2 separate regions of the Homo sapiens genome follow, and region 1 is linked to region 2. A link is a loop called in an ENCODE intact Hi-C map of the cell type or tissue named here. Cell type or tissue: Caco-2. All regions are shown on one strand. Links, peaks and the distances in the headings refer to the core of each region. The heading gives the core; the rest is flanking DNA.

What was found. Hi-C counts contacts between places; a loop is a spot of excess contacts. Peaks named below come from ENCODE experiments on the same cell type or tissue, not always from the same donor. Only the 100,000 strongest peaks of a DNase experiment are listed, where the experiment ranks them.
Region 1: a loop joins it to region 2, with 7 times the contacts of the local background. A loop is called at or near these places in 2 of 110 quality-filtered maps.

What each region holds. Positions count from the first base shown.
Region 1 is chr2:193,960,663-193,966,060 of GRCh38, forward strand. No RefSeq gene overlaps it. Among named protein-coding and RNA genes, the nearest start is that of LINC01821, 380 kb to the right of the region's middle. RefSeq lists an enhancer at 4,549-5,070. In Caco-2, for the core only: a CTCF peak has its summit at 3,048; no DNase peak of the experiment used is centred there.
Region 2 is chr2:192,747,376-192,752,773 of GRCh38, forward strand. It overlaps PCGEM1 (PCGEM1 prostate-specific transcript), which reads left to right and starts at 2,470. Exons shown (of 4, transcript NR_152587.1): 1 at 2,470-2,653; 2 at 3,414-3,497. In Caco-2, for the core only: a CTCF peak has its summit at 2,418 (motif pointing right); no DNase peak of the experiment used is centred there.

The DNA.
Region 1 (5,398 bases), core at 183-5,182, 1.2 Mb after region 2:
TGCAGAAAATTTTTAGGATCTTTTAAATTGCATGGCATCATTAGTGTTGATGAGCCAATTTTACCAACTTAAAATAAGAGCTCCCACCTATTTATTAAATTATTGCTAAAATTACTCTGAGATAGTTCTGCATCTGACATCAGGGATTTTACTATTATAACTTGCATTTGTGTCACCTTGGACTATTATAAATAGGAGGTGACAAATATGTAAACTATATATTATGTTTTATGCTTGTTCTTTTCAGTTTCTTTAACATTTCATACAGTGCCAGACTGAATTAGCTATTTCTGTCTAATTGACAAATGCAACAATGTATTGGGCTAAGTGCTTAGAGAGTTGCAACAAGAGAGATTTTTTACTTCAGTGTCAAGATCCTGTCACTGCTGCAGGCTATTTACCTTGTTTCAATAGCAAGGTCACCATCAGAGTCACCTGCCTTTTTGGATATGAAAAACTTGTTGGCAGAAAAGACGTTTGGAATTCTTACAGCTGGTCGAGAGGGACAGAAGATTTCAATATGCTGCATATGACAAAAAATAGATTTTGGGTTTTTTCCCCCTACATAGCTGACTTTGTTTTAGCTAGTGTTGTTACCTTTGCCTCTGCCATTATTTATACCTTGGATAATGACAGAACAGGCCCATGTCTCAGCGTTTCAGCCATTTTTAGCCAGAGCACATATGCAATATGATTTCATCAATGTGTTTTGCCTTATATTGGCTAATGATGTTTATTTTCCTTATATTGGCTCACAAGATTCTTTTTGTTTCATTTTTACTCATCTGTACAAGTCATCTTTTTTTTTTACAAAATTTAACTTTCTGTTACATAATTTTATTCTAACCAAATATATGTGTAATCTTTCTCCAAAATCCATCTCCTCACTTAAAAAATTATTACTCCCTTCTCTATTATATATGTTATGAATGTTTCCCATATGAGTTTTTTTTACTTTTTGATTATGTTTTTACAAATCAATTGTATTATTATTTATCAACAGTAAGCATTATTATTAATGAACAATAGTTAATGCACTAAACTAGACAGCATAAAGAATCAAAGAACTATGATTTTTCAGTTTTCACTTTCCTCATATTTGTACATATAAAGGAACTAATATCCTTCACACCAAGGCTTCATCAGAGGTCTGATTTATGACAAACACCAGGAGGCACAAAATTGAAAAAAGCATCAGCCTCTGCAGCCTGTAAAGATTGGGATACATTTTTGTTGGCTGTAGACTCCATATTTTGTGGGTCACGTTTAAACTCCATTGCAGATCCTTAGTCTCTGGTTTCTAATCTCCCTGTTTACCCTATTGGGTAGGTTGACTCAGGTTATCACCTTGTGTTTTTGCCTTGTTTTGCTGTTTCTTTTGATGATAAGTTCTCTCTAAAATTGTAACTTTCCTATGAATATCAGCACAAACAAAAAATAAAATATTTCTCTCTGGCACACTGCAGTTTAGATTTTTCTACACTTGAACGCCTTTAGTTCCTGAGAGAGCTTCTCCTAAATTGAGGAAGAACAAGTTTGGGTGTCTGTCTCAGGATGTGACATGAGAGGACACTGAAAATCAGGTATACGTAAGCTGAAAAACGTTTCAAAAAGGAGAGAAGATTGAGTATAACCAAGAATGTCAAAGGAAAATGTTCACACTGGTTGTATGCTCACTAAATCCCTAGTCCTTTCCGCTTGTGAACTTTCACACCTTTATAATTAAATAGGCACCATTCTTATCCCCATTTTATAAGTGAGTAAATCAAGTCATAGAGAGGATAAGTAACTTAAGGTCTTGCAGTCAACAAGTGGTCACAGCAAAATTTGAACCCTAGCAGTTTGCCTGCCCACAGCACACGCTGTTATTGTTATATCATTATACTAGAAGTGCTACCGAGTATCAGGTGTGATAGCAAAAGTAAGTGCAAAAGAGATACCTGTATGTGCCTAACATTGATAAAGCTGAAAAATTACTTGAGTTGGTAACTGTGATAGTTAAGACAATAACCTCTTATGAATAATGAGGTTGACAATATAATTTATCATCCAGACCTGAACACTTTTGAGGATGAAAAGGGACTATTAATAATTATTTTGAGACAACAGGCTTAATTCAGGGCCATCTTTAGTAATCTGGAAATTAGATCAGTTAATGTATGAGTGGCATCCCCAATAGTTCAGGTGCAGCAAATAGGGCCAACACAGAAGATTGTTACACTGATCTAGCCAGTGGGAGTAAGCCAGGAAATAACTGTTTTGTACCAATTTTTATGTAAACATTTCCTGCCATGGGCAGGTTACTTACTACATTTATTATAGGTTTTCAGAAAGTAATATTACACCTTGCAGAATATCCTTTACAGAATTTCATTTTGAAATGCTGCTCACTTGATTTCTATTTCAGAATATGACAAAAAATAACCATATGAAATCCCTTGCTGCACCTGTTTCAAGATAGGTTTGTGACAAGTGTACATTATATCATCCAGTATCCTTTCTAAAAATGTGACACATGAAATATTCCATTTAGAAATCAATGTTAGAAAAATGTTTTCTCTAAAATAGATAGGTTTACTTTTCTTTAATTATGAAAATTAGTTCATTCTGTTTTAATTTGGCCTGCAGAATATGTTGTCTCTTCTAATCTGCATTCTTGTCTTCTCAAGTACTTGGTCTTCAGTATCTATGTATATTTATATTTTTTCTTGTCTGGATTTTCTATTTCAATTTTCTGTTTTTAAAATATTATAAGTACTTTTTTTGTACACAGCTTTAAATCCTTCATAAATGGGATTGAACAAAGTATTGTAGATACATTTATGTTGTAGCAAACCAGTACAATCTAAATAGAGCTTTAACAGTGATCCTTCTGTAGACAACTATCGACAATGTTTTTTGTTTAGTATCTTTACAGGAAAATACCTAAACTAATGTCCACTGATTGCATCATCAGTGTTTCTGAATAGCTAATTTATGTATACTTTATCCTCTAAACCAAAATAAAGGCAGCGCTGTTCAGAAATGCTTCAATTCTTGCCACTAGCTCCCCTAAGTGGGGAAGGCTGGCATAACACTGATTAAATACTTAGGTGTCAAACCTTCTGCACAAAAGCCAGCGAGAGTCATACCTACACCAAAGATCTCTTATTACATTTCTTAAAATGCTGTCAAGATGAAAATACGGCAGGCCATATAAGAAAACAGGTCCTGGTATATTTAATATGAAAATTCATAGCAAAGGAATTTTGTAAGGGTTGAAATTTGGAAGAGCATAGACCTGTGCCTGATTAGATGTGTTATATATTAAACCTAGTGAACAAAGAGTTGTCACATTATCCCTGATTCTAGAACAACCACAACTTGAAAGGAGCTTGCCTCATTGTGTTCCTCCTCAATATACTGAATTACTTTTAGATATAGAAATTTACTTGGTAGAAGTCATTAATATCTGTACTATAACTAAATGTGAATATAAAGACCATAATTTAAACCATAGTAGATAAAAAAGGATTGGAGAATAGAGAAGAAACTAAGAAACTCCTCAAAAACTGGGTAAAGGAAACATAGGGCCTAGATTGATTTGCCATCAGTCAAAGGAACATAAGTAAATTTTAAGTGATCTCATCACAAATAACTGATAAGTATGTGAAGTATGTGACATGTTAAGGAGCTTGACTTATTCCACAATGTATACATATTTCAAAAGATAAAGGTGCATACTATAAATGCATAAAGTTTTATTGTCAATGTTAAAAAGGCAAGTATAGATTCTATAAATAAATTTGAAACTACTGGAAAAATAATAGTGTCTCCCAAGATCTAGAGGAAATGCACAATTTAAAAATATTTTCTGTGGTAAACATAAAGTAATATGACAGTAATTTTTTCTCTAAAGATTCTGAGGCACACACCTATTTCTTTCTAATTATAATATTAAGGAGATTTGGTAAACATGATAGACAGATGCATAGATTGATTAAATTGTGTTTTCCAAAATGATACCTCAAGTCCTAACCTCTGGTAACTGTGAATGTAACCTTATTGTGAAATGAGGTCCTTTCAGGTGTAATCAAGTTAGGATGAGGTCAGACTGGATTAACGTCTACCATAATCCAATGATTGGTGCCATTATAGGAGACATAAAGAGCAGAGAATGCCATGTGCAGATACACAGACATGAACACAGGCAAGAAGGCCATGAAAAGATAGAGGCAGAGATTTGAAGTGGCAACCACCAAAAGCTAAGAAGAGGCAATAAAGTATTTTTATTGTCTGTCTTTAGAAAGAACATGGCCCTGCTGCCACCATAATTTTGAACTTACAACCCCCCAAACTGTGAGATAATAAATTTGTTCTCTGAAGCCAACCAGTTTGTTATTTTGTAAAAGCTGACCCAACAAACCAATACAGACGATTAGACAATAAACTAGAGAGATAAATTACTATACATACAGGAGGCATGTAACCTTGCCCTGAGTTTCATACCTGGATAAGATAAAGTCCTGTCCCTTTCAGTATTATTTAATGAGGCTATATTTGCTTTGCTCCCTTGGGACTCCTTCTGGGGAGCCATGAATTCTTTGCAATATTTGATAGATAGTGGAGGCACGGTTCTTAAGCAAAAATTACTATTGCTCTTACCCTAATTGATATGGTTTGGCTGTGTCCTCACCCAAATCTCATCTTGAATTGTAATCCCCGTAATCCCCACATGTCACAGAAGGGACTAGGTGGGAGGTAATTGAATCATGGGGGCTGTTTTCCCCATGCTGTTCTTGTGATAGTGAATTTTCATGAGACCTGATGGCTTTGTAAGCATCTGGCATTTCCCCTGCTGGCAGGCATTCTTTTTCCTGCCGCCCTGTAAAGAGGTGTCTTTTGTAAAGAGGTGTCTTTTGCCATGATTGTAAGTTTCCTGAGGCCTCCTCAGCCATGCTGAACTGTGGATCAATTAAACCTCTTTTTTTTTTCTATTAATTCACTGTCTCGATTATATCTTTACTAGCAGCATGAGAACGGACTAATACACACTAGTCTACGATGTAACTGAGAGTATAAAAACATGAACACAGACACATCACTCAAAAAGTCAAGCTTCACCTTAATTCAGAAAACGTATTAGGCAGGGAAATGCCTTTATTAAAGGAGACCTCTTGGACACCATTTGTTTTAACTTTTATTTTAGATTCGGGTGTACACGTGAAGGTTGCCACATAGGTAAACTAGCGTCATGGGGGTTTGTTGTACAGGTTATTTCATAACCCAAGTATTAAACCCAACACCCAATAGTTATATTTTCTGCTCCTCTGTCTCCTCCTACCCTTCACCTTCTAGTCGACCCCAGTGGTCTGTTCTTCTTTGAGACATCAAAATTTAAATGTCTTTTTTCTTTGCA
Region 2 (5,398 bases), core at 157-5,156:
AAAGGGAAACTACATTATGCATAAAAGCAAAGCTTCACCCATGATAGAAAGAATTCCTAGGGCTTGGAAGAAGGATGAAAAATAAAGTAATGAAGCTGATAGGGTGTGAAAAGAGAGAGCTAACCCCAGTGGGACCTTGCCTTACATGAGTTAACATTCAGAGAGACTGCCCAACTAAAATTTTAGCAAGCACCACCCATCTCTTAGTCTGTGAATTGCATGAGTTTCAAGCTAGAGAACACACACCATTTAGTCTTCTTTTTATAAGCATCACACAGTGCCTTTACCAAAGTATTAGCGGAGTTAATTGGCTTTTCTTTTAGCATCTCTTCTTTCATGAACATTGAGCATAACTTCCATTGACCATTCAAAAGGGATGATACTTAGGCACGTCTTGAGACTTTGCTGTATTCATAATAAAATTATCCTGTGAGGACACCCCTCATTTCTGCTAAACTGCCACTAACACTTTTAAAGTTTCAGGTTGTTGGCAAGTATCTGAGATAAAGAGAGAGCCTATGTGCTTAGTCCACCAGTGATGGCAGAAAGGAATGGCTCATGAACCTGTCTACATGTGGAGCTAAATGGAACCAACTCAACATCATTCCCCCTCCCACTTGCCACACTAAAAATAAATAAATAAATAAAAGACTTATATTTCTGAGTCATGTTTAAAATTAATTAAAAGGATGTTTGTATGAGTCCATTATGGCATTAAACCAATTCCACAAAGTAGTCTAGGGAAAACCTCATGCTATCAGATCCCTCTTGCGTTCTGCAATTTCTGAAAAAAAGATGTTCATTGCAAAGTGATATGAGCACTGGAAAGGTACTAATTCCAATTTGATTCTAATTGGATGAGTGACATGGGTAAGCGATTCTAAGCATTTGTGTTTTTTTTAGTAGTATGGAATTTAATTAGTTCTCAGTATGTTAGTGAAGATTGAATGAAAACATGCATATGTTTCCATGTATTATAAATATTTTAAAATGCAAAAAATTATTCTAATGAATATATAAATATAAAGCATAACAATAATAATACAATACCACCCATAAAGTCATCATCTAATTTAAAAACTAAAACATTAACACTTGAATCTCCCCCATTGCAACATCTTTCCCGACTTGTGTGTTTTTTTCTTTTGCTTTTAAAATTTTTGTTTTATCATATGTCTGCATAAGATTATATAGCTTTCCTTGTTTTAAGCTTTTTAAATAATATATTGTAGTTATATTATTTGTGCTTTGCTTTTTTTACTTAACATTATGGTTCTAAAATTCAGTAATGTGTTGGGCATGTATAATTTGTTTATTTTTAATCTCTTTGACATTCGACTATATAAATTTCAGTTTGTTTATTGACTCCTTTGTCTATAGATACTCTGCTATTTCTGTTTTTGCTGTTACAAAAATAATGCTGTTTTAAATTTCATTTTGTATACTTTTTTGAGGCATGTGTATGAGTTATTCTAAGGTAAAAAAATAAGAAAAAATTGCTGGGTTATAAGATTGTCACATGCTCGAATTTACAAGATAATGCCAAATCATTTTTCAAAGTAATTATACCTATTTATACTACCGGTATGAGTATATTGGTGCCCACATAGTTGCTTGTTCTGCCAAAGTTTGGTATGATCGAACAATAATTTTTGCCCATCAAATGGCATAAAATAAAATCTCAGTGTGCTTTTAATTTGCATTTTCTATGTTTAAGAATTGTTTCTTTTTTAACCATTTATAATTTACTTTTGCTGAAATGCTTGCTTATTATTTTTGCTCCCCATTTTTTCCTATTGGATTGCTTTTCTCATTAATTTATAAGAATTTTATATGGTTTAGATACTAATTATTATATTACTGAAAATACCTTTATCAGTTTGTTGTGTACTTTCTACTTTATGTCTTGTGATGGATAAAAGTTTTAAATTGTATTGTGTTGAAGTTAACATTTTTAAATTTTATAATCAGCATCTTTAATAATCTCTTTATAAAATTTTCCTTTACATAGATGTCATAAAGATACATCTCTATAATTTCTTATTTTTTTGGCATATGTTCATTAAGTCATTTTATCATTTTTTAGTAATAAATTGCAGTTATTTATGAAACAAATAATTTTTAAAATTATATATGCTTTCTTTAAAAATTGATCTTAGCATGCTTCACTATGAAGCTTGAGGCTTCACTGCACGTTGTACTGAAATTATGTATAAAACAGTGGTTCTGAAAATCTCTGAGTTCATGACACCTTTAGTGTCTCAGGTTTTTTTGCTTTTGTTCTTGTTTTTTCTCACAAAGCACCTAAGTTAAATAAAAACAAAGCACAAAGCTATCAGCTTCATGTATTAAGTAGTAAGCTCCCATGTTAACAGTTGTAACTTGCCTGGTGCCCAATAGATGTCACTCTGTTTTCCTAGAAACTTTAAAATATCCCTCAGTGCTCCTGTTAATTCATGGTAGTGCCCCAAGGCACTCTGGCACCCAGTTTTGGAACTGCAGTTTTAAAAGTCATAAATTGAATGAAAATGATAGCAAAGGTGGAGGTTTTTAAAGAGCTATTTATAGGTCCCTGGACAGCATCTTTTTTCAATTAGGCAGCAACCTTTTTGCCCTATGCCGTAACCTGTGTCTGCAACTTCCTCTAATTGGGGTGAGTAAGAGATTTTGTTATGTATATAATAGCTAAGAATATAGTAATAATGGCTTAAATCATGGTTATTTTTAAACTACTAACATTTAGAAGACAAAATAAAAATGCTTTGAAAAGTATAGAGGTTTTAGTGTAATTAGCAGGGAATAATGAAATGATTTGATAGGGCTACTCAGTTTTGTATAACTTTGGTGCTTTAAGTCTGAATGCAGAGCATGGATGTTGTGATCCAGCCTTTATATGTTTTCCCTGAAGAAGATTTAATTTATTTGGCCTTTTGAGAAACACATTTGGCATTGTAATATGTTTTGCTTCCAGGTTCTATCTCCAAGGATAATTTGACAAAATCACACATAAATTTATTTTCAGGGCACACAGTTTCCCTTTTAGGGAACTCACAGAGGTAGAGAGTAATACAATAATCACATTTGAATATTCAGTAAGTGAGGTCCTCATAGATCTTATGTGTATGTCACCATGTATATAATTTTGTTAATCACTAGATGTATGAGACAAGAAATTTGAGGAACCTTAACTAGAGATTAAAATAGGGATTTAAATCAAAGAAACATTTAAATGCCTCCTTTATTATTTAAATACCTGCATGGTGAATCATTGAAAAAAAAATAAAAAGCATACAACTTGGGAATATTCTAAACCAAGAAGAATTTGTTATTCTGGTTGATTTTTTTTTTTCAGGCTCCCACAGGCAACTTACCTTTATCTCTTTGTGATTTTTATTTCTTGTTAAAATATACAGAAATAGTTAAGCAGATTCATAGAGCTGAATGATAAAATTGTACTACGAGATGCACTGGGACTCAACGTGACCTTATCAAGTGAGGTGAGCCATTCATTAATTCAGATAATGGAACTTATTATCATAATCTTTTGCTTATGCTATTGTTGAGCTTAACTACTTATTCATATTTGCATATGCATATTGAGATAATATCATTTCATTAATTTCAGTACTGAACACTAATCTCCTAAGAGTAATTGTGAAAGTTTCAGATTGCACTATTTTTAACTATATATCTGTATGTTATCTTCATATATGCTTGAATAACTTATAAGCAATTGAAACTTTCAATTACAGTATACTATTGAAGCAAATCAACTAATATATACACATATCCATTAGCAATAGTAGATAATTTTTGTAAATGTCCAGCACAGTTCTTCATATGTAGAGGATGTTCAAATTGGCTAAGTTCCTTTTCTCTCTTAATTATTAGTATTTTTCCTACTGCTCTTTGTATAATTATTCCTTCCTCTTTAGCTCCAATCCTTACAATCTATTCTTAACATAGCAACTGGAAGAAAGTTTTTAAACATAAACCAGATGATGTCACTCCACCCCACAAAACTTCCACTATTCTCTGTCACACATAGAAAGAAAGAAAAAAAATATTGAAAACCTACAAAGACTTGCTATGATCTGGTCCAGGCTCTCCCTAAAATTTCATGTAATTTCCAGCCACTAGGCCTTTCTGGCTCTCCTTCAATCTCATTAGCCTTTTCACTACTACAAGTTAGACTGGGTTTTGGCCGAGGTATTTCTTTTTTTCATATTTTGCCTTTGCCTAGATTGCTCTTCCAATAGATATTCACAATTGCATCATCATTTCTATATACGTGCTAAAAGGTTTCCTTGTCCAAAATAGCTTCAGTGACCACCTGATCTAGAATAGTCTCGATCAAAAGTTTCTTTTCCTTTTCCTCACCACTTGATATTTATATCAAACATTTATTTGTGTAATTTATGTGTTTGTTTGTTTTCTGTACTAGCATTATGATGACCATACTATTTGATGCCCCCCAAAAAATACTTTCGAGAATGACAGGGAAAGCTAAAATAATTAAATTATATAATTTTGACATAGGCACTATTGACAAAAAGCAATTGATGTTATGATAGTGTTAGATCTATGAAATAGTACTATTTAAAAGTAATTCTCTGAAATACAATTTTCTAAAACTAAAAGCAGCATATGTACATGAAACACCAAAAAACTTCCTTATATTTATCACTGGAAGATTTAAAATAGTATAAGTAGTAACTTATTTAATATATTTTTGATTATTTAATTAATTTTATAGTATCCAACTCTAATATAATGCCAGTGGTATTTGTTCAAAATATTTTAATGTTGTCTATTTATTTTTAATTTGCCTAAAAATTATCTTAAATGAAAATTTTTGGTTAATAAATTTGAAAATACTGAAACCCTCATCTCAGTCTCTGTGGATCCTAAAGTTTTTAGTTGAGAAAATAATTTTTCTCTAGAGAATGAAGTAGCTTGTAAGCTTGGAGAAATTTCTGCTAAATAAATGATATTATCAACTCTATTTTCTTCAATACGAAATATATAAATATTTCAGCTCATATATTTTTGCAGGTGCTATGCTTTTGCTTCCAATCATAATTTCTGACAAATATTTTGGAAGTCAAAACTTGTCTTCTATTTTGTTATTTAAAATTATATAGACTACTTTTGTAAACCTTTATACTATCAAATCATAGGCAATTTCAGTTTGATTTCATTCTGGTGCAGAATATAAGTTTATCCAAGTAAAACTGGAGTCACTTCAAAAGATTCCTCCCACTGACTGAGATATTCCAAAGCCAACTTTGCAAAATTTCAGAATTAAATATTATACTTCTTTGTACCTTCATTTTATTTGTTCAATTTTTCTTTGTGTTTGTAGAAAATTTTAATATTTTTCTGTTTTCAAGTTTTG